Linked DNA regions of Mus musculus: region 2 is linked to region 1. Evidence: chromatin loops called from intact Hi-C (ENCODE). Cell type or tissue: left cerebral cortex. All regions are shown on one strand. Each heading gives the region's core, and the rest is flanking DNA. Links, peaks and the distances in the headings are about the cores only. Region 1 overlaps Mcf2l (mcf.2 transforming sequence-like). Region 2 overlaps Proz (protein Z, vitamin K-dependent plasma glycoprotein).

Region 1 (15,098 bases), core at 2,781-10,780:
CACTGAGAGGAGTTTGCACAAGGTCCTCCAGCGTCACCTGGAGATGTTGTACCAGTGGTTTATACCTGAATATCAGGCCTGAGGGTGTTGTCCCTAGTCCTAACTTCCTCTGCAAGTCCCCTGCTTCACAGCTGCCTGTTTGTGGATTACCTCTCAAGATAGTCAGCATGCCAATGGTACAGCCAGGTGACAGTTGGTCACCCACTTTGAATGAGGGACAGCACCTGGAAGACAGTCTAGAAGCCAAGATGTCTTAATTCCCTAAGACACTAACCAACATACTGGTTTTTTCTCTATGGGTCACTGATGCCTTCAGTCCCACAAAAGGGAACACAAGAAATGTCAAGAAGCTCGAAGACCGGAAGACGGACCCGCTCAGCCTGGAAGGCTACGTGAGCTCATCGTTACCAAAGCCCCCTGAGAAGGGCAAAGGTGAGTGTCGACTGCAGTGTGAGCCTTTCAGACGCTGCTCCTGGAATGCCCAGCGGTCAGCATGGGAGAACCCAGGAGCCCCTCAGCACACTGGTCACATAGAAGGAGACCCCCTCATTTGTGGTCACCGGGTACCTCCACCAGGTGCACCCTAGGATGTTCAACTGCTCTGCCCACCTTCCTGAGCATGGGGCCATGGCCCCTTGCCCCTGCCATCCTCCCTCCCGGATGCTATCTCTGCACTCTGTCTCTCCTCCCTCCTAGACGATGCGGTCCCTAGTTCTACCTCTGAAAGCTCTGCGCTTTCCAGAAAGCGCTTCACGCTGCAGGGCTTGGCTAACCTCAAAGGTCAGAAAGGTAAAGAGGCAGTGCCCCCCCCCACTGCCTTCCACACCATCTTCCTGTGGTGACCTCTGGCGCCACATGCAGCCGCACGAGCCCATCTCTCACCCTGTCATTCGTGCCCACCAATGCTGTGTAGATACAAATGCCTGACGTTATCTTTTAGGGGTGCCTTTTGGATACAGAGAGAGCCAACTTTACGAGTGCAGCCTCCTAAGAACTGGGGCTGTTAACCACTTTTCCAGCCTGACGTCTTCTGCCCCTTCTCCCTCTGCCTCACTTCACATTTTCCTGTCAGCTCTGCAGGCCTCTGCCTTTCTTGCTGTCGTGACCCTCAAGTGCTGATTACCATGGTCAGGCGTCTTCTGGGGTGTTTTTGCCAGTGAACAGTGGCAAAGAAGCCTTTTAACTGAGAGCTGAAATAGTCTGGTCACCTGGGGATGCTCTTCAGTGACCAAAGCCCTGATGTGTTTCAGCTCTGCACAGGGATCCCTCCCAACAGTCCAGCTCTCCCCAGGTGACAGGCATGGGTTCAAAGAACTAATGTGCTCCCCAACTTATAATTCTTACCTGGCTTCAAACTTGAGCAAAAGAAGCTTGTTCTATAGCGACGTTCTTTCTAAAGCAGAGCTGAGGGCAGCCCCTAAGAGGATGACTGACGGCTAAGGCCACCATCTACCACCTCTGCTGTCTGGGCCTCTCCCCTTCCCTGTGAGAACCCTCAGTCATTTCATCTCGCCAACCTTTCACCTGCCTCCTCCACTCACTCAGCAGTTCTTCAGCTTTCTCTCTACTGTTGTATTTTTGCCTCTTCCTCTTCCTGCAGCCTCTCCGACCAGTCCTGACAAAAAAGCTAAGCGGCACGAAGTAAAGAGCGACCCGACTCCCTTTGGTTTGCGAGGTAGCGCTGCAGCCCCTGAACCCCAGCCCAGCATGCTGTCTGGCTGTGCAGGGCACCTAGGATGAAAGCAAGTAGATCAGACGAGCCAGGAGCAGTAGTAACTGATGGGTCACAGCTTGAAGCCTAGTAACAGATGCTGACAGATGCTACATTCCTGCTGGCTCCTTAGCCCATGGTTGGCAAGCACAGGCACAGGCACAGCTTGGCTGACCAGCTTTTCACTGAGATTTATCACTCAGTGCTGGTGCAGGCTACAGGTGCCCTGTTCAAGGGTCACAGTACCAACACCCTCCCCCGAGTCACCAGCCAGCCCAGTTCTTCTGGGTAGAAAGAAGCTGCAAGATCAAGTCTTTGCTCCAGGCGGACAGTCACTCACATGGGCCACTGGAGTCAGCTACACTCAGGGCCTTGAGTCTCTGTGTCCTTCTCCCAAATCCTCCATTGTCCCTCAAGGATCTCAGATTCCAGGAGAGGGTTCCCAGGAGCACCCTCAGCATGATACCAGACTTACCCTACCCCCAAACGATGCTCCAAGGCCCAATTCCCCAACCGGTGTGCCAAATGCTGTTCCCTCCTCGTTCCGGCTTAGTGTTCCCATCCTTCCTACCTTCCATCATGCACTGCCTTCTACAGAAGTGGGTGCAGATGCAGGCCACGCCTGAGGGGGGGCGTTGTACAGAGCCTGACATTCTCATGCAGTGTCCCAGCATCCTCCAAAGAGAGTGATCCCCCCCTAATCTGCGGTCATCAATACTTGTAAATCCTTTCATGTATGTGTCTCGCTTCTGCTCCCTGGAAACTGCCAGAGCAGCATGCCAGGCCCCCTGTTAACAGAGTATCCAATACTCTGACAGCATTGTGGCCTGGTGCTGATCTGGTCACAGGCACTTCAGTTATGGCAGCTGCCAAAGCTTGAGCTGATTGAAGCGTCTCAGACACGCTAAGGAAGGCAACGGTTTCTTTATAGTTTGTGACCCGCTGGGTGGGCTCTGATGATGGAAAGTTGTGTACTTAGAAGTGTTCATCTGCTCCAACAGTCCTTCTGCTCAGGTAGAGGCCCCTGTGTAAGCACTGTAGAGGTGGTTGGAGGGGAAAGACAACTGAGTCAGGCTTCTTGCACGTGTCTTGGAGCAAGAAGGGAGATGACTATAGCTGGGAACCTCTAGAAATCAGTTCTTAACTTACATGCAAGCCTGACATGACACTTCCCAGGACCAAGTACACAGCTGTCCCCAGGCCTCAGGGAGGTAGACAGAGGGGCTCCACTTGTTCCTGCCATGGTGGGGTGGGCTCTGAGCCTGCATAGCTAGCTGGTAGCTGGGAAATGTCTAGGCCCAGCTGTTTTCTAGGAAGACAGAGAGGTTTACCAGTGTCCCTGGGAATGCTCAGCTATGGAGTGGTTGCAGAGCTAACAGCTTCTTTGTTGCCCTGATTTCATGGGGGCTGTTCTGTAATTCCATCACACCCCTGCATCCTCTTACAAGGAAGAACCACGCTGCACCAGCACCTAGTACTATATGATGTCAGGTATGCCTAGCCTTGGATCCAACAAGCAAGCTGGCCTTCCTTGCTGTGCTTTTTGTGTGATGATGTGTCCTCCAGTGTCGTCCAGTGACTATTCAGTACCCAGTAGGACAGGGTAGTTGCTCCAACCTATTACTGTCTGAAGAATTTACTCAATAGGAGTTTATGATCTCCATGTCTGCAGTATGGGAAATACTGTAATATCCTTTGGCGCATACATCAAGATAAACAAGAATGACGCAGTAGGAAATTCGGGGACCCACTGGCCAACCCAGTGGATTTGCCAGGAGGCAGGACTGGGGCTCTATCATTGCTAGACTGCCCATACATGGCTTAACCTAGTCCTGGTCATTAACTTGTGTATCTCACAGGTCAGGGATTTACTTGGTCATTCTTGCCGGGAATTGTTTTTCCTGGCGGCCAAGTAGGTATTGCCCATCGGAATTTTTATCTGAAGACAGCATCCCTTCGTGGGGTTTGCTATAGGGTTTAAGTAGGTGAGCTTAGTAGGTCCAGGGGCCTGAAGAAGGTAGAAATGTCCAGGGGAGTTCTGGGCCTCATCTTAACCCTTAGAGTGGCCCGGCAAATAGCAAAATAGACATGGGCACTCTCATACTGCGTCTCCCTGTGCTATGCAGTCATAGCAGAATGGAGCCAGCATTTTATAACAGTGTAGGAACCAGTGGGGAGTCTAAGCAGATGATTCCAGTGACAGAAAACTGTCACATGCCACACAGTTCAATGAACCTAGGAAGATGGTAGACTTAAGTTCAGAGTCCCACAGATACACGTTCCAAGGGGTCTGTGGACCTCAGATCGAATACACTTGGGTAATGGTGACTGTAGTGTGTGTGTGTGTGTGTGTGTGTGTGTGTGTGTGTGTGTGTGTGTGTGTATGCACATACCTCACACGGCACTGTTTCTCCTAGGCTGGAGCAAAACATCCCACTCCCTGGAGGCCCCTGAGGAGGACGGAGGCTGGTCCAGTGCTGAGGAACTCATCAACTCATCTGATGCTGAGGAAGACGGTGGAGTGGGCCCTAAGAAGCTGGTAACCATGACCTCCCTACGGGTGTCCCTAAGTGGGTCCCTGTGTCTAGTGAGGATACATCCTGGCCTGGGCCCTCTGTTGCAGCCACTGTTCATCATCTAGAGATACCCAGTGCTCACTTAGATCACTATCCACTACCCACAGCCCCATGGCACCGTGTGCCCCCTGCCTCTGCTAGAGCACAGGCATGGTTTACCCCTTCTTAAGGGGACAGCCCATACTTACACATAGTTAACATTGGTAGAATGTTCTAGCCAAACCCGTAAAGACAGGTAGTAATGTGGACACATTGATACACTCGTTTTTATTTTTTAACATGGCCACAATATGAATTGTACCATCTCCCTAACACTAGGAGTCTTTCAGTTTAAGCCAGAAATCTCACCAAAACCTTTACAAGTGGCAGAACCCCAACACTACACTGGTCTTCCCCTTGCTAGTTCTAATGTGGGCACTGCTGCTAGTGTATAGCTGGTGATAGAGGTAGAGAACAGACAGAGATAGAGGATAGGTGTGTTGTGGGGGCTGCTGGCGCTGGGAAGAGGGAGTGCCAACAGGATGAAACCTCAGCCCTATCCCTTGTCACTCTCAGGTGCCGGGTAAATACACAGTGGTGATGGATGATGAGAAAGGGGGCCCTGACACCCTTGCCATGAGGAGTGGAGATATGGTGGAGGTGGTGGAAGAAGGCGCTGAGGGCCTCTGGTAAGATGGCGGTAAACTCTCCTGCCTCAGACATGTCCCTCACACACAAATGACCTGTGTGTTCCTACCCAGACATGACCATGTGTGTTCCTACCTCAGATATGTCCCTGTGTGATTCCCACCTCAGACATGTCCCTGTGTGATTCCTACCTCAGACATGACCTATGTGTTCCTACCTCAGACATGTCCATCACACACGAATGACCTGTGTGTTCCTACCTCAGACATGACCATGTGTGTTCCTACCTCAGATATGTCCCTGTGTGTTCCTACCTCAGACATGTTCTTGTGTGATTCCCACCTCAGACATGACCTACTTGTTCCTACCTCACACATGTCCCTGTGTGGTCCCACCTCAGACATGATCTGTGCGTTCCCACCTCAGAGGTGACCTGTGTAGTCTGACCTCAGACATGCCTCTGTATGTTCCCACCTCAGATGCATCCATTTGCCCACCTCAGAGGCACCCAGCGACAGATTGGGGGCATGTGGAACATTACAGCCAGTGACTTCCTCTTTCAGGTATGTTCGGGACCTGACCAGCAGCAAGGAGGGATGGGTGCCAGCCAGCAGCCTATCCACCCTCCTGGGCAAATCCAGTTCAGCCCAGTGTCTGAGCAGCTCAGGTAAGATCCACTGTGCGCGCCAGCTGTGCCCTGAGCCTGCCGAGATCCTCAGCCCAGAGCCCGTTTAAAAGCAGAGGGGTTTCTAGGTGTGCAGAGCAAAGGGCCAGAGCCGAAGCCTGTCTCCACTGGTTTCCCGCAGACTCCAGCCCAGGGTCAGCCGTGCTGAGCAGCTCATCCAGCTTCAGCGAGGGCTACCCTGCTCCCTTCTCCGAGCTCCAGGGATAGTGGCCAGGCCCCTGTGGCAGGCACTCGAGGTCACCGTGCAGTAGACCAGCATGCAAATCTCTAAGTTTTTTGGTTTTTTTTTATTTTTAATTTTTATTTTTGCTTGGGCTTGCTTAGTTTGGGAGGGGATGGTGCTCCGAGATCTCTGGAAACAGGAGGCCCCTGTCAGCCATGGGCTTCAGAGGACATTGGGGCCTTGGAACCAGGACCCCACTGCATATGCAGATGCCAGGAGACAACAGTTCACCACCAAAGCTTCTTCAGAGACTCCAGAGTGGACAGAGGCGGGGCTGTGGGTCAGGAGACCCCTGTGCAGGAAGCTGGGAGGCAGCCAACAGCCCCTGCTGTGCAGCCTCTCTAAGGTGTCCTGGCCTCTCTGGTGCTTTCTACGGCAACACGACCCTGAGGAAGCCACTTCTAACAGGAGTGAACAGTTTGCTACCAACAGCCTAAGGGGGGGTCAAGGGACTCTCGTCTTTTATAAGTTTTTGATTTTTTTTAAACAGGGATTAACCCCATGGCCATTTTTTGTGGTACTCTGGCCTCAAAACTTTAACCAAGAATCACTGTGTTTACATGAAATGACAATTTGATACTGTATTTGATATAAAACTATTTTTTGTTACTGGGGTTTACATCAAAGCACGTTGTTTATACAACTAACTGATTTCTGGGGCACTCTCGCTGAGACCTGGCACTCCCTGGAATACAGGTGCAGGAAGGCCTGGTCAGCCAGGGGGTGTGTCCTCCTGGGCAGCCAGGGGGCGTGTCCTCCACCAAAAGCAGTTGGAAATCATTGAGAGTCTTGCATCTGCATAGGTTTCGTTTTCACAAGAAATGTAAAGTATAATTTAAAATATTAGCCTTCTTTTCTACAATATAAAGGAGACTCTCTGTTTTTTAAAAGAACATCATTAAATTAGGATATTTTTATTATTTTTAAAGAAAATGTATAACTCCATGCTGTCAGTCATCCTCAGCAACTCAGGCACTGGCTGCCTCTCCACGTCAGGGCAGGCCCCACTTCCCCTCTCCTAGCCCCGTCCACTCTGCCCTACAGCAGGAGGGGCTGCAGCTGAGCTTGGGGTGGGGGACGGGGATCTGCAGCCTCCATTCAAGTCACGGCAGAACTGCCACAAACTGTTGTTTTCCGCTTTTTTGTGTGTTTCAGAAACAAATTCTGTTCTTTGGAAACTCTCTGTGCCTAGTAGGGCAGATATTTTTATATGTGTGTATATATGTTCACGTGTGTACATAGGATCTTGGTGTAAAGGATGTATTTATGGTCTCACGCTGCTGAACATGTGTCACTTTACGGTCCCTCCCTGTCTCCTCACCCTGCTGCCATGGGAGGCCACCGAGGCTCGTTCACCACTGTATGTCCAGGAAAAACACCCTCCTCCCCTGCCCTATGGCTTGCAAAGCCATTACTGGCTACACCTTCAGAGAATGGTAATAAAATAAAAAACGTGCAAAGACTCAGTAGCATTTCTGGTTATGTGTTATGCGGGAAGAATCGTGGGACATAACTGCCCAGCCTGTTTTGAAAAAGCCACCTTCCTTTGGGAACTTGTCCTCATAAGGACACTTTAAAATGTCATGTTTTTGCCGGGCATGGTGGCTCATGCTTTTAATCCCAACACTCAGGAAGCAGAGGCAGGCAGATCTTCTTGAGTTTGAGGCCAGCCTGTTCTACGCAGAGAGCTCCAAGCCAGCAAGAGCTACACACAGTGAGGCCTCATCTAAAAACCAACCAACAACAAATGTCACACCTCATTCAGCATTGCTCTTACTTCCTACTGCTCTGATATAAGTAAGAAGTTAAACTCAGAAGTCTTTATTGTGTGAATGAAGTTTGGATAAAGGCCAGCAATTCCTGCCATCTCCCCTCTTGGTGTGAGCCCTGGGCTCCCAGAATGGTTGTCACAAATGCCTTGTGTGGCTACTGTAAGACTGAGGCAGAACGGTAGGGTGTGGAGGAAGTGCGGGTACCACACATAATATGATATATGTTTTATTTTATCTGACAGTGATGGTGTTAAAATAGTAACAACATATACTTGGGTGTGTGCTGAGTGTGGAGGGGACTAGAGACATGCAGTAGAGGCATTACAGAATAGTAATAACACATTTGACAACTCCTCGTTGAGAAGGTAGAGAGTGAAGCAGGTTTGTTGATCTGTGAGAAAGGTAGGGTGGAGAAATGGGGAAAGAACAGTGAGCAGAGACACAAAAATATAATAAAGAGATGTGAGCAGACATGTCTGACTTCACAGGGCAACTAGTGTCCTAATTGATGTGCCCAGACAGCACCAAACAGGCTAGATAAATTACCACTAAAGGGGAGCCTGAGAAAAGGGCGATGACTGAGAATAAAGGAAAGCAAAAGGAGTAGCCTGAATAAAAGGAAAAGAAAGCTAACATAGTAATGCTACTAACAAAAATGAAATTTATGGCAGTTAGACTATAAGGAGCTAGATGGACATCCAAACTTTTAGGCTAGTAATAATGTTCCAAGTGCAGACAGCAAGGCTTGGTGGTCAATGCTGCTGCCATAGACACTGATGCCTGTGTATCAAACAGGAAATGGTACCATTTTCAGCACACACAGAACATACACAAAGCAATGAAATAGATACTTTGTGAATGGTGTTTGGAAGTCCGTAGCCATTATTCTGTGGTATCCACTTAATCTAATCTGACAACACTGTGGATAACAAGTATAATCAGTTAAATTAAAAGTATAAAGAAGAAATTGAGAGAGTTAAAATAAAAACAAATCAAAACCTTAATTCTTGAAAACCAGAAAAACTGACTGTAACTTGTAGAAAAAACAAGAAACAACCTTGCCTGCGCCCGCACAAGCCGTGCAGATCTCCACCCACGGAACATCCAGAGAGTCGCACCACTGCGCTGATGGAGCAGACATGGGCAGAGCTAGGGCTGGGGTTGCTGCTTCCGGCACTGCTCCTACCCACACAGATTCAATGCAACCAAATATCTGTTGCACCAGTTTCCAGTAACCAGAATATTTCTGCTTCCCCAAATCCAAGTAATGCTACCACCAGAGTGGGTGGCAGCTCCCCGCAGTCCACAGCTGGTCTCCTGGCACACACTCTCTCTCTCTTCTACATCTCTACTGTTAGAGACTCAGGCCAGGAAATGTTTCTACTTCCCATCTTCTAGACTCACCCCAAATGGCAACCACAAGTCCAATGTGACCAGGAATAAACAGGTTACCATACCTCAACAGAAAACACTGAGAATTCAAAATCTGACCAGATTAAAGGACGCGTTGAGAGAAGAGAGATGCCAATATTGAACCTGCTGGAATCTTACATTCCAAGATGAAGACGGCATCCAGAATTGATGTGATTTCCTTGAATGTGGCTTAAGAAATGTGGACACTTAAAACTCTCACTTGAAATTGGACATAGGTTTGATGTAGAGATTAGGACAGGGTGCAGAATGGAGACCCATTTTGTCATTGGTTCATCTGACCTATAAAGCCATAGTGCAGTTAGGTGATATTCAAAAGCGTCTTTCATGCTATTTATGTATATGTTAGAAGGAACTACCAGGCGTTGCTTTAAATTCCCAATTTGTTGTTTCAGTACTACTAATTTAATATGCTAAGCTCTAGGTAAAGTTCCACGTTGTGGAACTTTGACTATTCTCTTTGAAAGTGAACATTTTACACCCTCCTTCTGTGGCTTTAGATCTGGCATTGTATTTGACCTTTATTAGTAATTGACATGTATCAGGCAATGATGGATTGGAACCCACCCCCAAATCCAGCCACCACTGAATAAATCTGATTTAAAAAGTCAAAAAAAAAAAAACCCTAAGAAACTATTTAGCAAAGAGTGTTAGAACATGTCAAACAACAGTGGTAGAACACACACACTCGCCCTATAGGGCCAGTAACCTCCCAGACCATGGCGTTTGGTTTGGTTTGGTTTGGTTTGGTTTTGGTTTGGTTTGGTTTGGTTTGGTTTGGTTTGGTTTGGTTTGGTTTGGTTTGGTTTGGTTTCTTTTGGGTTTTGGCCAGGTTTACAGCACCAGGCGATTCCCTCCTATGGAGCCAGCCTCATATCCAAATCAGAAAAGAGTTGGTTACCCCTCTAACAGTTGTAATTGGTTACCAGTGTAACAGTCATAGTTGGTTACCCCTCTAACAGTCATAGTTGGTTTCCCCTGTGACAGTTGTAATTGGCTTCCCCTGTAACCGTCATAGTTGGTTACCCCTCTAACAATTGTAATTGGTTACCCCTCTAACAGCCCTAGTTTGTTAGCCCTGTAACAGTCATACCACTGTTTGATTCATAGGTTCGGTTACTACCTATGTAGTCACTGTTCTAGCATGCAGGGTTCTCTGGTGAATGGGACAGCTGATGACTCTTTCCTCCAATGGATACTTTCAGAACTATGAAAACAAAGCATAAGGGAGGAAGTTTCAAGGTCAGTGCCAATTTGATTCTCTATATGCTACAGATAAAGTGTGGTGTATCTTCAGCAATCATATATTTATGGTGGGCAAGCAAGAACAATGACCTATGTTGGGAAAAAAACCCCACAAATTCTAAACAAGTAAATTTGTCCATGTAATGCAGGTATGGTGCAATATCAAAAAAGTACTGCTGTAACTTACCATGTCAAACTGAACCAGATAAGTCAGCAGTCTCATAGATGTACAAAATTTTAATTGATCATTAATTTATCATGGTTATTGCACCAGGAGTTTAAAAACAGTTTTCAACCAGATAAAGCATGTGTATCAATCTTCAAAGCAAAAATTTTAAGTATCCTCATCCAAGCAGAAATCAAAGAGAGGTGAGCAAGAGCCTTCCTAGCATACAGGACAAACATGAGGACACCTCACTATTGAGATCACTCACTAGAATAGGGACTAGCACAAAGGAGCAAGAAATGAATCTGGTGGATTGAAAGTACCTGCTCCTAACCAGGAAATTCAGGAGCATTCACACATTGTTAACAGTAGAGTCCTCGAGGCTAATACACAGAGCAAAACAGACCCAGAGAAGACACAGACCCAGAGCAAGACAGGGATCCAGAGCAAGATACAGATCCAGAGCAAGACACAGATCCAGAGCAAGACACAAATCCAGAGCAAGACACAGATCCAGAGCAAGACAGATCCAGAGGAAATAAAAGTGATACTGACCTTTCTGATTCAGATCAGCTCTCTAGTTCTTAAACTTCAAGTTACTGGTGGCATTGCCACTGGTCCCCAACCTTGCAGGGTGTCAGAACCCACAGGCATCATCAAACTCTGTGATTAGGACTGCTCCAAAGATTCTGCTTCCCCATGGAGTGAGGGAGCCTGCATCTGTGTAGGTGTCATGGATGATGTGAGTGTGAAGGTGTAGCGTGCATGTATACAAGGGTGTGCATAGGCTGTGTGTGGAGTGTGTGCATAGGTGTAAGAATGGTATGCAACTGTGCAAAGACAGTGTGCATGTGTACAAGTCCATAAGGAAGTGTGAGCATAATGTATGTGTGTGTCCCCAGGTAATTCTGAGCCCACTGTCACTTACGGGTCTCTCATGTGTGTCACATGTACAAGGGTGAGGCTGACATGTAGCAGCATGCTGAGGGTTCCAGTCCTGTTCTGCAGACTGTGGGGGAGCCCTTGGGGAGCTGGCTGGGGATGAGGCTTAGTGCTTCCTATCCCAGAGAAGGGGCAAATGGTCCCTGAGCACATACAAGGAATATCCACATAAGAAGGACTCCCGGATCCCAGAAGAAGCCTGTTTATCTTTCCTGAGAAGGTAAGTGGGGAGGAGTCCAAAAGACGGACAGACAGTGACCCCATGCTATCCCTCCATGTGTCTGCACTATGTATGTACAGTGCTAATGGTACCCATGGTACAGGTGTGAAAAGAAGACCAAGCAAACAAGGCCCCTGCAGGTCCAAATGGGATCCTTGACGCCTGAGACGCAGGAGCCAGCCAAGGCACGTGCCACAGGGAGGTCGCCATCTGCTGAAGAACTTTAGCCAGAGCCCAAGCACCAGGCGGGCTCAGCATCTGTCCTCTGAAGCAACTCCAATTGTTCTGCTGCTCCAGAAAGCTAAATACACAGTTCCTGGAACTCAATAGGGAAGAGAATCCTGAGACCAGGTCCAGCCTCACATAAGAGAGCTGGGATGAATGGCTGCCATCTCCTCTCATGTCCCTGGAGTTACCCTGTCACGAGAGCATTGGATTTTACTGGGTGAAATTTGACCTCTATCCCAGAAGAAGCAACTGGGGTCCCAAGTGTGAAGGGACCCCAGGAGTCAAAGGTGCCCCTGGGGTACACCATGCTGGCAAAGATTAAAGTCCCTGACTAGAGAGGGAGAGGTACTGTAGTGTCCCACAAATGAGGTCTGACTCCCAAAAGAGTGGTCCAGCCTTGTACTGCCCCCTCCCTGAAAAGAACATTTTCCTCAGAGGGTCCAACTGAAGCCCACAGTGTAGTCTAGGAGGCTGCATGACCATAAACCGAGTGTCCTTGGGCTAGATCCAGTTTTTACACAGAAAGTTTCACGTGCTGAGAAACCTTGTTGATCTCAGGCAACCCAGTGTCCACAACTCCACCTGGAGCCTGGGCCAGAGGACACAAAGGGACAAGTCATGGGCCACCTGCCGATAGCTGTTTCCACAGTGTGGGAAGAGGAGGGGCAGGGCAGCCCTTGAGAGCCATTGACGGCTGCACAGCCCAGGTCTGCCCTACAGGTCTTTTCCAGGTCATAAGCCCATACCCTGTGCTTTAACAATGTCATCACTGTGAATATGGACATCCATCGGTGGGTGAGCTCTGTTCACACCTCCGGTCTGAGCCCACATTGCCTGCCTTAGCTTTCCTCTTTCCCTGGATGTACAAGTGCCAGAGACATAAGTGGCAGCCTCCAACCGGCCTCCATGCTTCCAGCCAATGCTCCAGCTTTCTCCACCCCTCTCCCCTCCCCCCTGACCTTTGCCCTCCCGGCAGCATCTGGACAGTCACCAGCCAGAAGCCACAGTCTCATCATGGTTCCACAGGCGCATGGGCTGCTGCTTCTCTGCTTTCTGCTCCAGCTCCAGGGACCTCTAGGGACTGCAGGTATATATGTCTGTCTGTCCGGGGAGGGTTTCTCTGTGCATGGAGTTGCTGCTCTTTGCAGAGGCAGCTGGGACATCAACAGGAACCCCCTCATGAGCAGCACACTTGATGTGTGTCCCTGACAAAAGCAGATAGCATCTGGATGCTTGCCACCCGGAAATAGGCAGCTCTTCACAGGGGTGGGATCTTTGGCTGTCGTCCTCCAGAGACGTTTTAGAAGTAGGGTGCTTTCCTGCCCTCTATGGACACAGACACTTGCCTGTGAAATTAGAGCCTGGGGGTCACTCAGTACAGAGCTCTGTGGCAAGGGGTCAGATGTGTCAGAACAGCCACAGGGCAACTGCACTAGAGGGCTCGCTCACTGCCTTGGCTCTACATCCACATCCACAGCCCCTCCCACCAAGTCCCCCACCACATACATACATGTGTGCCTCTAAGGCCTTGGGGGAGAAAGCTCGTAGTTATGAATCACAAGTTGCAGTCTTACAGAAAGAGATGCTGCCAGGAACATTCCCATGCATAGTGACATGGGTGGTCGAGCCAGTACTGTCCCCCTTGGAAGCCCATGGCACATAGGGATTGCAGTGGATTCTCCTGTGGAACTGAGTGACAACAGGAGCAATGGCTTTCCCAAGTTCTCTGCAGTGGTATGGAAGACCTTGGGGTCAGGTTTGCTTTGGATCTCCAGGAGATTGGCTGAAGTAAATTTACCTTCTCCTAAGGGCCCACCCCTTACACAATCACTTGCTGTAGAAGTGTATGTGTCCCAGTGGCTGGTGGCATATGGATCCTTCTCTGCCTGGTGAAGGACATTGATTGGTCCAGTTGGACAGTGTCTCCATCCTCTCTAGGAACACCAGAGAGTGTTCCTCGGCCCTTCCTCTTCCCTCTCTCTGTCCCTTCCCAAAATGGTTTATCTGACTTCCACTCTTGTCCTTCCAAGGGACCCTCCTCTGGGGTGTACCAACGTCCTCCTGGTAAGCAGAGCCACCTTTCAACCCCACCTAGACCCAGCTCCTCCCAGTAAGGCCCTCTGAGCCTCCTCTGCATAGGGAAAGCCTGTCTCTGTTAGCCCTCCTCCTGAATACATTGGATGCTATTGGGTCTTCCATAACTGCCTTCCTTCAAGGCTCTTCTTCCCATCTCAGTTACACGTCTTCCCGTCCACAGATATCCCAGGCACACAGTTTATGTGACACAGTTGTCATATGAGGACTTTGAGGGCCTCAACACCATCCTTGGTTTCCACCCCTGACTACCTTTAGGTGATTTAAACATCTGCACCCCATCTCCACACCCACTCCTGGGATTCAGACCCAAATCTTTGCTTTTCCAAAGCCAAGTGTGGAACACTGTCTTCTAGTTTCTGTCGAGGTCACTGACATTCAAGGTCGTGTGGTAGAGGCTGCATCTGAAACACTTCCAATGTAGAAAATCACAGGACTCAGAACCCCAGGTGAGGCAGCTGTGGCCATGGTACCCAGGGCTAATGCTATGTTATGGTAAGATCTGAAGCCCCAGGGCTATGACTTGAGATTCTTCGATTGACTCCCTGGACACAGGATAGAGGACACAGATGGGAGAAGAGAGGGAGATTTAAATATATGTTTGTGCACACATTTTATGAGTACCCAAGAAAGGGGTTGCACAATGTGTGATTAACTGTCTCTTTGTGGCTTGGTGTCACATGTAAACCTCGTGTTCACTGGCCTCACAGGAGACCACACCATTTGGCAATCTCGTTACTACCGATGTGTCATTTCGTGACCTTTTGTAAGCTCTCCAAGCATCTTCTCATTATAAATTCCTAAGAGAGATATAGGAGAAATGCCAAATCACATGGATATGGTAAACTTTCATCTCATCTAATAAATATGTCACCATATACTTCTACATAATACTGTGCCATGTTCTCTGTCACCATCAATGAAAGACACACCCATTTTTCTTAAAGATATATTTATTTAATGTATATGAGTACACCGTAGCTGTCTTCAGACACACCTGAAGAGGGCATCAGATCCCATTACAGATGGTTGTGAACCACAATGTGGTTGCTGGGAATTGAACTCAGGACCTCTGGAAGAGCAATCAGTGCTCTTAACCGCTGAGCCATCTCTCCAGCACAACACATCCAATTTTAAATTCAGCTGTGCCTGGTCTGTGTCATTCCCTGTGACCTTCA
Region 2 (15,098 bases), core at 4,441-12,440, 59 kb after region 1:
GGGTGTGCAGGCAGTGTGGATGAGTACAGACAGAGTGTGGGGTGTGCAGACAGTGTGGATGAGTACAGAGTGTGGGGTGTGCAGGCAGTGTGGATGAGTACAGACAGAGTGTGGGGTGTGCAGGCAGTGTGGATGAGTACAGACAGAGTGTGGGGTGTGCAGACAGTGTGGATGAGTACAGACAGAGTGTGGGGTGTGCAGGCAGTGTGGATGAGTGCAGACACAGTGTAGGGTGTGCAGGCAGTGTGGATGAGTACAGACAGAGTGTGGGGTGTGCAGGCAGTGTGGATGAGTACAGACAGAGTGTGGGGTGTGCAGGCAGTGTGGATGAGTACAGAGTGTGGGGTGTACAGGCAGTGTGGATGAGTACAGACAGAGTGTGGGGTGTGCAGGCAGTGTGGATGAGTACAGACAGAGTGTGGGGTGTGCAGGCAGTGTGGATGAGTACAGAGTGTGGGGTGTACAGGCAGTATGGATGAGTACAGACAGAGTGTGGGGTGTGCAGGCAGTGTGGATGAGTACAGACAGAGTGTGGGGTGTGCAGGCAGTGTGGATGAGTACAGACAGAGTGTGGGGTGTGCAGGCAGTGTGGATGAGTGCAGACACAGTGTAGGGTGTGCAGACAGTGTGGGTTGGTGTGGACCCAGTGGGTGGGTAAGCATCCAGGCTCCTCTCTGTCTTAATCTGAATCGTGTCGACTTCCATGTTCAAGGTCAGTCATCTTTCCTTTTCCAGCATCTAATATGATGTTAATCCACAATCTGTAGACTCTATCCATCACCTACATTTTCTCTTTAAAGATCTATCTACCTATCTACCTATCTACCTATCTACCTATCTACCTATCTACCTACCTACCTACCTACCTACCTACCTACCTACCTACCTATCTATCTATCTATCTATCTATCTATCTATCTATCTATCTATCTACCTACCTACCTACCTACCTACCTACCTACCTACCTACCTACCTATCTAATGAATGAATGTGAGTACATTGTCACTCTCTTCAAACACACCAGAAGAGGGCATTGGATCCCATTACAGATGGTTGTGAGCCACCACGTAGGTGCTGGGAATTGAACTCAGGATCTCTGGAAGAGCAGACAGTGCTCTTGACCGATGAACCAATTCTCCAGTCCTCGTCCATCACCTAAATTTAACTTGTGTTTTTTTCTCTCTACTTAGTTATTTGGGTTTCTGAAACAGTAATCACTGCTTTATTGGCCCTACATTGTGCCCACACCTAACAGTTCATTCTGAGTCAGCCTGGCTGACTTTCTCCTCAGTATGCAACATGGATCATGGTGGGTTTTCCTGCCTGGTTGCGGAGCTTGTAAACTATAACTTACTATTTACAGAAAGCTCTGTAACCATGTTTCACTGATGCTCTGAAACACGGGAAGATGCCCAGAAACAGCTTAATGCAATTATCCCTAGCTTTTAGGCTTTGTTGGGGAAGGCCAGTGCTGTGGTTGGGGCCATTTGCTTCCCCTACAGAGGCAAGACCCTGCTGTATATACCAAATGCTTGGCCACACTTTCAAGTGGCTGGAATAACACATTACTTTCAGCATTCGTGAGCCCAGAACTGTCCCCACTGCCCCTTTGGATTAAGCTTCCCTGGCCTTAAGTAGTTTCTCTCCACAAATCAATCCAACCATATGACTCCTGACAACAGGCAGAGCCTGCAGCTCCCCAGTGCCCTCTCCTGCAGCTCCTGCCACTGTGTCTTCTGGGGCTCTCCACTCCCATGCCACTCTGTGGGTTCTGCCTGAGTTATCCCTGCTGCCCTGCGCCATACAAACTCAGGAGTCACAAAAGCTCTGGCCCTGAAAGATCAATGTCCCTAGTCACCAGCCCTTCAGTTCTGTCTGTTTCCCTTGTTCCAGGGGGAGGAAAAATCTAACAGCCATTACTCTCCTTTGTCAGGAAGGGCCTCTAACCTTGGCAGTGTTGTCAGAGACACCAAGGAAGAGACTGTGGGATGTGAACACTTACTGTTTATCCCTGGTGCCCAGGACACCTACTCAGCTTTACTCTTCCCTGATGTCACACCAGCTCCTAACAGCCATTTTTTTTTTTTTGTTTTTCGAGACAGGGTTTCTCTGTGTAGCCCTGGCTGTCCTGGAACTCACCCTGTAGACCAGGCTGGTCTTGAACTCAGAAATCCACCTGCCTCTGCCTCCCGAGTGCTGGGATTAAAGGCGTGCGCCACCATGCCCGGCTCCCATTTTCTTTTATTTTTTAAAGGTCAGATTAACAAATTCGGAAGGAGAAGACTTCTGTGCCGGCGTGTTACTACAGGAAGACTTCGTGTTGACAACAGCAAAGTGTTCGTTATTGCACAGCAACATCAGTGTAAAAGCAAGTAAGTAGCTCTTCCGTGAACTCGATAAGCTCATAAATAAAGCAACCCAACAGAGGAATACAATGATTTTTTTTCTACTGGAAATGTTGTTCCTAAGGTAAGACACGAAACAGCATCAATAATACAGCAATAGCTGTAAACTGCAAGCATGGACAAACAAGACAAGTCTAGTAACATGTGGGCACAGCAGGCCAGTGCTAAGTAGCATGTAGACCAGGCCGAGTCCCAGCAGCAGGGCCACCACCTGGACCTGGAGGGCTGGCTGAGGGCCAGCAGAGCTGGGTTCAAATCCCTCCTCCCAGAGGAATGGGGTTCAAATTCCTCCTCCCTATCATCTTGGGCTGCAATCCCATCTCTTATCTGTAGCTTCATTCTCCATCCCTAAGATGCAGACAACCGTTTCTCCCTGTTGGAAAGTTCCTATAATCGGCTATGGATGTGCTTAACAGCAAATGTGAGCCTTGAAGTGAGCGTGTCTCACGGCTTATCTTTAAATATTTAGGTGAACAATCTGGAAGCTGAGACCCCACCCCCACCCCCACCCTGAACAAGCCAAATGTGCTGAGAAGCCCTGAGCAACCTGTTCAGATGGGCCTGGAGCCGTTCCTTTTCAGCGTCCCCCGTTTTCTAATCATTCCCCATGCTGTCCTGTATTCCAGAATAAACATTTGGCTTTTTTAGAGGACAGTGAAATGAGTGGGCTCAGCTCACTTTGATCTACACTCAAGTCCCGGAAGAACACTGCTGCTGGCCCCCAGGGTTTCACTGAGCAGTCAGTACCCGGTGGCTATCTCACCTTTGCAAACAAAACTTTGTAAGCTGGCTGGTTGCTCATGATTTCAGATGTTGACCAGAGGATCAGGATCAAGAGCACTCACGTGCACATGCGTTATGACGAGGAGTCGGGGGAGAACGACGTGTCACTGTTGCAGTTGGAGGAGCCCTTGCAGTGCCCCAGTTCTGGTCTCCCGGTCTGCGTCCCAGAGAGGGACTTTGCAGAGCATGTCCTCATCCCTGGAACGGAGGGTCTCCTCAGTGGCTGGATGCTTAATGGCACACACCTGGCTACCACACCGATGCTGCTGTCGGTCACACAAGCAGATGGCGAGGAATGCGGACAGACCCTGAATGTAACGGTCACTACGAGGACAAGCTGTGAGAAGGGCAGTGTGGTGATGGGGCCTTGGGTGGAAGGAAGTGTGGTGACCCGAGAACACAAGGGCACCTGGTTCCTCACGGGGATCCTAGGCTCGCCACCACCACCAGGGCAATCGCAAATGCTCCTCCTCACCGCAGTCCCGAGATACTCCATGTGGTTTAAACAGATCATGAAGTAGCTGAAATCCAACAACATGGCTGCCAGAGGGTCGAATCCGGTCACAGTTAGCACTGGAAGATGACCTCTTATTCCTTGGAACTTTACATTTTTCTTTACTCTTGAGAATTTCATACACACATATAATGAAATGTGACTACACCCACATCCCATTTCCCTTCTCCAACTCCACTTATATTTCCTGAGACTCCACTAAGTTCAGTTAGCACTACCTCTGTGTGTATGGTGTGGGGCCATCCACTAGAGCACCCTCAGGACTACACAATTTTCCCTCCCTCAGCAGCTATCAACTGCCAACAGCTCCTCAGTGGGGAGTGTGGCAGGGACCACCCCCCATCTATGTCAGAATCTGGCTTGATCTTGTGCAGTCTTGACCAGGTCACCCCAGCTGCTGAGTCTGTTCCCACTAGAAGGCACTCTTCTCGACATCCCTCCCACCTCTCAGCTGTATGTTTTTCCCCATTCTCTTGGACGATTTTCCCTAAGCCTTGATGGAGGTGGAGGTGTAGGTGCAAGAGAAAGGGAGTTGGGGCCTGTTGATTAAGATGTCCCCCATAGGCCTGAGCCCTCAGCCCCTACTCTAACGCTTTGACTAATTATACATCTTTGCATTAACTGCGGCCCATTATGAAAAGAGGGTTCTTTGACCAAAGCTGCCAACAGCCCAGCTCTATGGTATGAGCATATATATTTAGAAGGTAATTTTTAACATGACCTTTTAGCAAAGTAACACTAGCAGCTTCTACCCCAGGCCTGTGACCTCCCCAGTCACAAGCTTTTGGCCGAGATTATAGCTTCAGGCATGGAATCCCTGTGAAGCAGGCCTCACAATCAGCCAGAAAGCAGTTCTGTACCCACAATTGCACCAATGTGCACATCTTGCCTGGCATGTCAGTGTTGTGGACGAGGGCCCAGCACTGGGTAAGACCATTGTTGCCTCCGCTGTTCCTGTAGCTAGCACAGGCTTCTGGCCTTATGAAAGCTAGCCAGCAAGGCGTTTCTTTGGTAATTTTTATCCAAACAGAGGCCTTAAGGGAAAAAAAAATAGGATTTGTGAAATAAAAGCAGTGTCAGTCGTAAACTGGCCGAGTTACTGAGTGGAAGCTGAGTGGAGAGAGGCTGTGAACACCCGTGGTTGTGTCACAGTTGGTGTGTCGAACACTGGAACAGGAGGTGCAAGGGCAGCCTCATTCTGGTTCTGCTAGGGAGAGGAGAGCAAGCTTAGTACTGAAGAGGGCCCTGGACCTCCTGACAAGGCTGTAGCTAGACACGCTGGGCGAAGCCCTCAGCGGATTCCAGGAGTGCGGCAGCCTCTCAACTCAGCCCTGTGGTTGGGGAAGCTGTGCTTACGCAAGACCTTAGTTTCCTGTGCCTCAGCACCTTCATCTCTAAGAGGAATAGCTCAACTGTGGCTATGATGACATTTAAAAGGGGAGGAAAAGGTAAACTGAGCCCCAAGTCTGAAGATAGACTGGGCTGTGAAATAAGGCACTGTCTCAAACGAACAAATATAAGGGGCCAAAGCAGTGTGCCCTTAGGCAAGAGATAAGTGTGAGTATTTAATGTTGATGCAAACTAGTTACAATAATGTATGGGTCTGTGTGCCCACGAACTAGGACACCAGAGACAGCACACAGCACAGTGTGGAGACAGCACACAGACACACACTGTGGAGACATCACACAGCACACACTGTGGAGACATCACACAGACACACAGTGTGGAGACAGCACACAGACACACACTGTGGAGACATCACACAGACACACACTGTGGAGACAGCACACAGTGTGAAGACAGCACACAGTGTGGAGACAGCACACAGCACACACTGTGGAGACATCACACAGACAAACAGTGTGGAGACAGCACACAGACACACACTGTGGACACAGCACACAGTGTGGAGACAGCACACAGACACACACTGTGGACACAGCACACAGTGTGGAGACAGCACACAGACACATACTGTGGACACAGCACACACTGTAGAGAGGTTGCTTCTTTAATTTCTAAATTCAACTATTCGTCACTTCAATCAGGTTCTGACTTACGACGTCACTGTTTAATAAATTACCTGGAGCAGCCTGAAAAGTTGATTCTGTTGCTTCTAAACTCAGAACTATGGGACCCTGGACGCTCATAGCAACCCTAATATTTGAATGGTTACAAGGATACCACTCTACTGGATCAGCTCTTCATGGCAGCTCTGCAGGAGGTAACACCATAGACATGGACACAGAGGACACAGGAGGGCAGGCTTAGCCTTGGTGGAGCTCATAAGCTCTACCAGCCTATGAGGGGCCACGCTCAATGCCAGATGCCTCTCTGCACACCGTGGGCGAATGGTTCAGAGAGTAGGGACATGACCATGGACATGGCAAAGGCAGTGTTCTCAGCTGGAAAGTGGTACAATTCATACCACAGGCACCTCTTCCTTTGGCCCTGTTCTGGAACCCAGCTTTAGCTGCTGGAGATGGCCACATGGAGAATACAAGCTGTCCACGCCCACCCCACTGAGCCCAATATCCAAGCCCATATTCAGGAGTGAGCCACCTTCTAGCCCCCAGGACCATCACATGGAGCAGTTGCCTAAAGCCACAAAGCCTTGACCAGGCAAAGATTTGGGATAAAGTCAGGATATTGATGCCTCATGGCATAGTTTGGGTGATTTTGCCATCCTGCAAGAGGATGCTAATGAAGCAGCCACGTAAGGGGACGTCCTGCACCATGCCCCGTGGAGACCACGTAAGCTCCCCCACAGTTCGTCTGCAAAAGGAATGGCTTCTGACTACAAAAACTCTGCAGAGACTAACAAATTGTTAGCCTTTCCACATTAGTGCACTTCTCATAAACGGGGGACAAGCCTCACATCGTGGCACCCACCTGGTCTGGGGACACAGAGGCAAGAATAGCATCATGTGGAAGCATGGTCTACATAGAGTTCCAGGCCAGCCAGGCTATATAAAGAGACCCTACCTCAGACAGACAAATGGATGGACAGATGTGCGGGTGGGCGGGCAGGCAGAGAAATACAGAGATGATAGACAAGTGAACAAAATAAACAACACACAGAGGAAACAGACACTCTTAAGAAGTTGGAGTATTAGGGGCTGGAGAGCTGGCTCAGTGGTAAGGAACACTAGCTGCTCTTCCAGAGGACTTGGGTTCAATTCCCAACATCCACAGCTATTTGTAACTCCAGGATCTGACCCCCCTCAAACAGACATACATGCGGACAAAACACAAATGCACATAAAATAAATAAACTATTTATTTAAAAAAAGGAAGAGGAGGAGGAAGGAAGAGGGAGAGCTGGCCGTACCCAGTGCTGCGGGATGCACTGTGCCCAGAACCCTCTGCTGAAGCCCACCCAGGCTAACTGTCTAGAGGAAGGGTCTCTGGAAGGGGCTAAGCTGGATGAAGCTGCAGGGTGAGGGCCCGACAGGACAGTGGCTATAGGAAACGGAAGCGAGGCAGAGGAAAGGCTCAGAAGGGGCCATAACCAGAGCCCAACAGCCAGGTCCTGTCTTAGTACTGCACAGCCTTTACAACTGTTGGAATTTACATTAGACTAACTCTTGCTTTTCTTAAAAAAAGGTGTATTTATTTATGTATGCATGCCTGTTTGCCTGAGTGAGCTTTTGTACACGTGTGCAGGAGCCCGTGGAGGCCAACGAAGGCAATGGGTCCCCTAGAACTGGAGTTAGAGGCTGTGAGCTGCCATATGGGTGCCAGGAATCAAACACACATCCTCTGGCAGAGCAGTAGCTGTTCTCGCCTGAACCGTCTCTCCTCCCCCTAAATTCTACTTTTAAAAAGAAGCCTCAAGTTAACCCAGCATTCCGAGCTCACAATGCTGACATTTTGCATATGAAAACAGATGTGTTACATAACAGACAGTAAAGAACTCGTGCCACTTGTATAAACTTGGGTTACCTTTTTAAGAAAGAGAGAGAGAGAGAGAGAAAGAGAGAGAGAGAGAGAGAGAGAGGAGGGAGGGAGGAAACCCTACAAGATGTCACAAAGGTAGCCTCCATAAACAAACCGAAGCCCAGCTGTCTCCTTCCCGGACGCTCAGGAGCACCACAGGCCAGCAGCAGGGTGTTGGTCCATCTTGAAAAAGAACTCCAGGTCTTGGCAAGGCTGGCATGAGTTAGGACACTGGAAACCACAGTGAGTGCCTCAGGTGCTGGCGACTGCACCAGGAGATGTGAGCTCCAGCGGGCAGCGGTAGCAGGAGCACGCTGTTGGCAAGGCCTGGGCATCAGCACACTGTGGACAGCGGAGGGAAAGGGTTCTGCTTGCTGACGACCAGTTTCTGATGCTGATGGGAGATGTAGCCTTTAATGTGACCCTGAAACAGACAAGGATAGAGGCTTACACTTCTGAGTCTCAGTCACATCAAATACGACATGATGATGAAAACTCCCTTCCCTGGGGACACACTAGTACAGGTTATAGCCCTCAATACTGATCCACAAGAGGCCCTTTGAATAGTATTTACTGGGGGGGGAAGAAAAGTCAGTTCTACTAGAATATGCCTTCATCAATAGGTCTCCTGGTGACATCAGCACCGTATCACAGCCCCCTGAGAGCAGGCGGACTCACGCACCATGTATATCAAGTTGGCCAGAATGCACTGGACCTCGTCAATGTCCACGTCTTCCACGTGCATGAACTTCAAAGCGACCAGAAAGGCGTCTAGGGACAGCTGATGTGTCTTGAGTAACAAATACCTATGAAGAAAAGAAACTACTGTAAGTAACAACAGGACTCAGCACTTCAGGGACAAGAAGAAGAGCCAGAGGACAGGCAGTGACATTATTTGGTGAGCTAATGTTCAACATATTTTAAGTTCTTACTGATAAGATACACTCTGCAACACGGCCCACAAACGACAGCTATTAAACACAATAGTATATAAGCTTTGTACTGTAAGCAGCCACTGTATGAATAGATATTTAGATATTTTCTGAGTATCTATTAAATCTTCAATGCATTCTTTATCATGTCAATTAACTCTGAGATGTCCTGTGACTTCAGCTCCTCCTTACTATTTCTGACTGACTGCCTTCAGCTATAAAAGGGTCTGTGTGTGTGAGAGGCGGCTGGGACGAGGCCTCAGAAGAGCCACTGTCCAGCATCACACACAAGAAAGGGAGCCATCACGCTTAACGCCCTGACACACAGTGGCGACAGAGGATAAGCCAGCTGCCATGGAGCAAAGGAAAGAGGACAACAGTTCCACAATAGCGTGGACAGGCAGAAGGCGTCTGGTACCCTAAGCTCATGTTGAGTCTATTGCCAAGCTATGTCATTATATAGCCTTCAGGGTCAGCCTCTGTCCCACGAGGGTCAGGATGTTGCCCCTATAGGCTACAATGAGGCTGTATCATCTGCCCAAGGGATGCCTTTGCAAGGCAGCCCACTTTCTTTTCTGCTGTGTGTGTCTATGTGTGTGTCTATATGTGTGTCTGTCTGTGTGTGTGTATGATGGGTGTGTAATTGTGTGTGAGAATGCAGGTGTGTATGTAGAGTTCAGAGAACAACTTCAGCTGCCAGTCCTTGCCTTGCTGAAAGAGGCTCTCCTTGTCTCTGCTGTTTTTACACCTACTATGGCCTGCACGCTTCCAGCTCTGACATGGATCCTGGGGCTCAATGCTTGCAGAGCAGCTCTGCTCACTGTGTCCCCAGGCACTCACACTTTCTTGAAGAGGTTCCTGTACGTGATGATCTTCAGCTTCTCCAGGATGAGGAAGATGCCACAGCGGATGAAGAACGTCTCGTGCTTTGCCAGCGCCTCATTGAGCAGCAGCAGGTTGCCCTCACTGGGCAAGAAGAAACACCACGTGGGTCACAGAGCCAAATCACAGAAAGAGAGCTCATCGGGGTTTCCAGGGCAACACATGTGCAATCTCCTCTAGCCTCCTGTTCTTAAAGTGTGAAAGCACGGGCCTACCTGACGGCTTTGGTCACTTCTGAAAACTGCATCAGGTGGTATTTCCTCAGGAGCTCGATGGTCGGCATGTGACCCTAGGACAGAAAGTTAGCTTTCCATAACAGAAGCACTCTCACTTAAAAAAAAAATGTCTATACGAGTATATCTGTAGTGTACATCCCACATGTGCAGGTACCCAGAGGCCACACAAGGGCATCTGATCCCCGAGAGCTGGAGTTCCAGGCAGCTGTGAGCCACCTGTCATAGATGCTGGGCACCCAATTCCAAATGTCTGCAAGAGCAACAAACACTCTTCACCCCTGAGCCATCTCTCCAGCCCCAACAGTTCCACTTTTAAGATCAGTAAGATTCTTATCAAGAGATTACCTTTAAACAGGGAAACAAACAAAAGCATAGCAAAGCACGTGGAAGAAGCTGTGCCAGGTGGAAGGCTCAGCAGGTCAAGGCACCTGCCACCACGCCTGATGACCGGGGTTCAATCCCCGCAGAGCAGAAGGAGGGACAGTCACCCTCTAAGCTCCGTGAGTGCTGTGGTCTGCACAGCCACACAGAAACACAAAACTCTGGTCAAGAACTAAGGAGGCCTGGGCACAGCTTTTCAACTTGATGGGTATGACTTCAGTCATGACCTTCCATGTGCTCTGTCACTTACGCACTGAGGTAGGGAGGTGGTAGCTGAAGAGACACCAGGGTAAGCCCAGGGCTGGGGAATGAGAACGGTCAGTGGGATTGGGGCCGCAGAGGGGCGGCCTCCCTGCTTCCCATTCTCATAAGCGATTTTCAACCATCTGTTTCAGCCACATGCAGCACTGTGTGCCTCCCTCAGCCATGTATTAGTCTTAGATGTGAAAAAGAACCCCTTTGCTTGTACTCTAGGCCAACTGACTAGTCTATCTACCTAGGTGGCGTTCCTGCTCAAGCATCAACTGACCCTCACAGGGATATGCACCTGCAGCCCATCCACTGGGAAGTGGAGGCAGGAGGGTCAGAGTTCAAGGACAGTCTGGGTTACATTAAGTTGGAAGCCAACCTCAAGTGCATAAGACTGTCTCAAAAATATTTATTTATTATGATTAAGATTCCCATAGGCAGACTGGAATAGTGTTTTTCCTTTCTAGTTAACTCACTGACATGAAACTAGCTTCTAAGAAGAAATATAAGTAACATGTACCGTTTCCCTTGTTCTATGACCATTACAGTTCAGAGTTTCTGTCACGTGAATAAACACAACAAAGCTCCCTGGAAGGACTTGGAGCTGCGCCGGCATGTGCAGGCACGTGCACACTCTGCTCTGGGCTGTGCACAGGTCCAGCACACCCCACAGCACAAGCACCGCAACAGCGAGCTACAGTCAGCTACACTCACTCACCAGCAGCATCTTCACTGGCAGCAGGTAGATCAGAATCATCCTCTTGTTCTTCTGGCTGGAGCGATGGCAGTGTTCAAAGGCAAACGACAGGTACTCCTCCGCTGCAGAGAGCAGGCCCTCACATCAGACCGTGCACACAGCCCAGTATGCTCACCCCTGCCTAGTGTGCCATGACCTTGGTGCAAAAGGCAGGGCAGCTTTCCGGCCCTACGACAGGAACAGCAGCCCTGCCTCATTTCTGTCCAGGGACTTCTCTTAATTAAAGTCCACAGCCCCATGGTGATCAGAGACAACACAGTTAACAGAAAACTATGTGCGTTAACTTCTGATGAGATTCTAATTTGGTACAGACACCTGCAGGTCAGCAGATTGCTGTTAAAGCTGGAAACCACAAATGCACATCTCCACACCGCTACTCAGGACTCAGCAGTGAGAAAGCCCACCGTGGGCAGCACACAGAGCGCCTGCCACTTAAAACCACCACGCTCAAACATGGTCTGAGAGCCTGTGATCTAAGTCTGTCCTGCCCACAACTCTTAAAGGCAGGGGCTCTCATTTCAGGTAAAGAGTCTGAACCTAATAGATTTAAGAATACAGAAAATAGCTGGGCAGTGATGGTGCACGACTTTAATCCCAGCACTTGGGAGGCAGAGGCAGGTGGATTTCTGAGTTCAAGGCCAGCCTGGTCTACAAAGTGAATTCCAGGACAGACAGGGCAATACCGAGAAACCCTGTCTCAAAAAAACAACAAAAAAAAAGAATACAGAAAATAAATATTCAGTTTGCCAAGAGATCCTACCCTCTTGCAGACTGTCCAGTGATACCCCGCATAGATCTCAGAAGGTTAACCCGCCAATGAGACCTGTTAAGAAGGTGAACAGAACAGGCCTTTCCTCAGGTGCAAAGCCTCAAGGTTCAGAGAGCAGCGTTGGGAGACAGACTTTCCTACACAGGTGAAGTCCTGCCGAGCCAAAGAAGGAAGCAAGAACTCCACCTGCTATGGAAGTCTCTCCTGGACTGTCAGGCCACTGACTACAAGACAACAAATATGTTTGAAAGCACAGGTCGCCTCACACAGACTGGAGTCTGGGGCTGAGGAACCTGTCACTGGGGCAGGCCTGTGCCATCCACCCCAAGCTGTCTCACTAAGAAGCCACAGAGGCAAAGACAACCCAGAGCCGGCTTCCTTCCAGTCAGCACGTTCCTAGTGTGGCCCTTTGAGTGGGGCCCACAGCCAAGAATACACACACGGACAGCACGGATTGGCTTCTTATGTGTCTGAGTATGTTCTGTTTTGTTAAGAGCTCTCTCAGAGGACTCAGGCTTGGTTCCTAAACCCACACTAGGGGCTCACAACCATCTGTAACTTCTGTTCCAGAGACTCAGACACTGTCTTCTGCCTGGATGGATCCTGCATGCACACGATGCACTTCCTACCCACATGCAGGCAACACTCAATAAAACAAAAGTAAATCTTAAAGAAAAGAAAAAGCTGACAGAGGGAATGAGCCTGACAGGCAGGCGTGAAGAACCTGAAACCTCAGGACCCAGGAAGTAAAACAGGAAGTAAAACAAATGATAGGGAGGCTCTGAAATAAACAAACAAAGGAGAGGTAAGAAAGGGCAACGCACCTGGGGGTAATTGGGAGGAATGAATCTACTCAAAACACACTGTATGAAATTCTCAAGAAATTGATCTTTTTAAGAGAAAGGAAAGAAGGAAGCGAGGGAGGGAGGGAGAAAGGGAGGGAGGGAGGAAGGAAGGAAAGAAGGAAAGAAGGAAGGATAAATGGATGAGTGGATGGATGGATGAATTCCCGGCAGAGCTTGAGAGAATACTCAGGGATAGGCCTAGCCTTTTTCTTTTTTTTTTTTAAAGATTTTTTTTTTTATTTTACATGTATGAATATTTGACTACATACAAGTGTGCACTACATCCACCCCTTTATTTATTGTTATTTATTGTTCTTTTTTTTTTTTTAATATGTAAGTACACTGTAGCTGTCTTCAGACACTCCAGAAGAAGGAGTCAGATCTCATTGTGAGTGGTTGTGAGCCACCATGTGGTTGCTGGGATTTGAACTCCGGACCTTCGGAAGAGCAGTCAGGTGCTCTTACCCACTGAGCCATCTCACCAGCCCAGGCCTAGCCTTTTTCAGAGCACAAAATAGTTCAGCAATCCCAAAGGCAAGGCTCAAGACCACTCAGGCTTAAAGTAAATTGGAAGAGCTGGAAGAGAAAATGCTGAGTGGCAGTGTAAATACACCAACCCCAGCTACATCAGGGTGGCAGTGTGAACACACCAACCCCGGCTACATCAGGGTGGCAGTGTGAATACACCAACCCTGGCTACATCAGGGTGGCAGTGTGAATAAACCAACCCCGGCTATCTTATGGATCCCCAAGTATCACTGAGCTCTCTTAGGAACACCACATCAATGAGATGCCATCTTCAATGCTCCTAACTTAGGCTTTCTGTTTAAGATGAAAAGAGAAATGGGCAATGATCAAGGAAACCCCTTCTGTAGAAACTTGATCACCTACTAAAAACAAAGAAGAAAAGGAAACGAGGCTTGACTGCAAAGGAGCCTAAGCAGCCACCCCTCCGAAGCTACCCTCCTGCTATTTCCTGGGGAAGGGAGCGCATGGGCATCTTGATAATGCACGCTGCACTACTTTTGCTATTACACCTCACCACAGTCAGAATGGCTGCCATCATGAAATCTGTCATCAACTGACTTGGAGAGATAGCTAAGGGGTTAAAAGCCCATACTATTCTTCCAGAGGACCTGAGTTCAGTTCCAGGTTCTAGCACCTATATCTGGTAGCTCACAAATGCCTCTCACTATAGCTCCAGGAGATCTGAATCGTCTGGCCTCTATGAACAAGGCATGCAAATAACCCCTCTCCCAATACACATACATATAATTAACTCAAAAATAAAATAAATCTTAAAAAGTATTTTTTAAAAAAGATTTTAAACAAACATGAAAGATGATGTGGGGAAAGACAAACCCTTATTCACTGCTGGTGGGAGTGCAAATCAATGCTGCTATATGTAAATCGGTCTTAAAAGACAGAACTTTACCTGCTGCAGGCATTCCACACCTGGGCACACACCAGAGCCCTCTATGCCTATCACACAGATATCACACATCCAGGTTCACTGCTGCTCTACATACTATAGCAAGGATATGGAACAATCCAGACATCCATCAGCAGATGCAGAGAATAAAATGCACACAAACAGCATACTGTTCACTCGTTAGTTACACTTGCAAGGCACAGGGAGGCCACTCAGAACAGCAGCACTGGATACTACAGAAGGACAGACTGCGGGGGAGGGACACATGCGTCGTGAGAGGACAGCAAGCTAATGGCTTTCTAGTTCCAACTCTGTGGTAGCTAACCCACGTAAAAATGGGCGGGGAGAGCCAGCTCAGGTTGTCATCTGCCCTCTGTGCACCAGCCATGGCGCACACACACACACCAAAAAAATCACACCACACACATGCACACACACACACACACACACACATACACAAAATAATAAATTTCAAAAATACAATAAATCTAGGTGTGGTACCCCCTGTAATTCCAGGACACTCAGGAGCCTGAGGCCGGAGGATAACCATGAATTTGAGGATAGTCTAGGTTACATAGTGAATTCCAAGACAGCTTGTACTACAGAGTGAGACCCTGTCTCAAAAAACAAAGCAAAGAGGAGACTGGACAGATGACTAGGTAGTCAAAAGTGCTTCCTGCTTTTCCAAAGGACCCAAGTTCAGTTCCACCTGTAAGTCCTGCTCCAGGGGCTCAAACACCTTCTTCTGACTTCTGTGGGGACCTGCACAACACACACGGCATACATTCACATGGGGGTGCATGTGCATGCTCACTTGCTCGCGCGCTCTCTCTCTCTCTCTCTCACACACAATTTGGACTTGGATTATACATACGTCTCACCTTAATAAAATACAGTCTTATATTCTCTGCGACATCAATGTCAGTAAGGCAGAACACATCTTACCCAGACACGGAATAGTGTCATCACC

Evidence for each region. Hi-C counts contacts between places; a loop is a spot of excess contacts. Peaks named below come from ENCODE experiments on the same cell type or tissue, not always from the same donor. Only the 100,000 strongest peaks of a DNase experiment are listed, where the experiment ranks them.
Region 2: it touches region 1 in a loop (1.9-fold over the local background); 4 of 42 quality-filtered maps call a loop at or near these places.

The regions. Positions count from the first base shown.
Region 1 is chr8:13,013,219-13,028,316 of GRCm38, forward strand. It overlaps Mcf2l (mcf.2 transforming sequence-like), which reads left to right. Exons shown (of 31, transcript NM_178076.4): 26 at 317-432; 27 at 697-789; 28 at 1,601-1,675; 29 at 4,129-4,250; 30 at 4,843-4,955; 31 at 5,478-7,284. The coding sequence ends at 5,649. It overlaps F7 (coagulation factor VII), which reads left to right and starts at 12,816. Exons shown (of 8, transcript NM_010172.4): 1 at 12,816-12,913. The coding sequence starts at 12,841. It also overlaps the pseudogene Gm15352. In left cerebral cortex, for the core only: a CTCF peak has its summit at 6,575; DNase peaks (open chromatin) are centred at 7,716 and 8,824; H3K27ac peaks cover 612 bases.
Region 2 is chr8:13,070,221-13,085,318 of GRCm38, forward strand. Proz (protein Z, vitamin K-dependent plasma glycoprotein) reads left to right here. Exons shown (of 8, transcript NM_025834.4): 7 at 2,256-2,373; 8 at 3,217-5,806. The coding sequence ends at 3,710. Pcid2 (PCI domain containing 2) reads right to left here. Exons shown (of 14, transcript NM_178708.3): 10 at 11,044-11,144; 11 at 9,675-9,748; 12 at 9,418-9,543; 13 at 8,328-8,451; 14 at 7,305-8,069. The coding sequence ends at 7,980. Among named protein-coding and RNA genes, the nearest start is that of Proz, 17 kb to the left of the region's middle. In left cerebral cortex, for the core only: no CTCF peak of the experiment used is centred there; a DNase peak (open chromatin) is centred at 7,516; H3K27ac peaks cover 240 bases.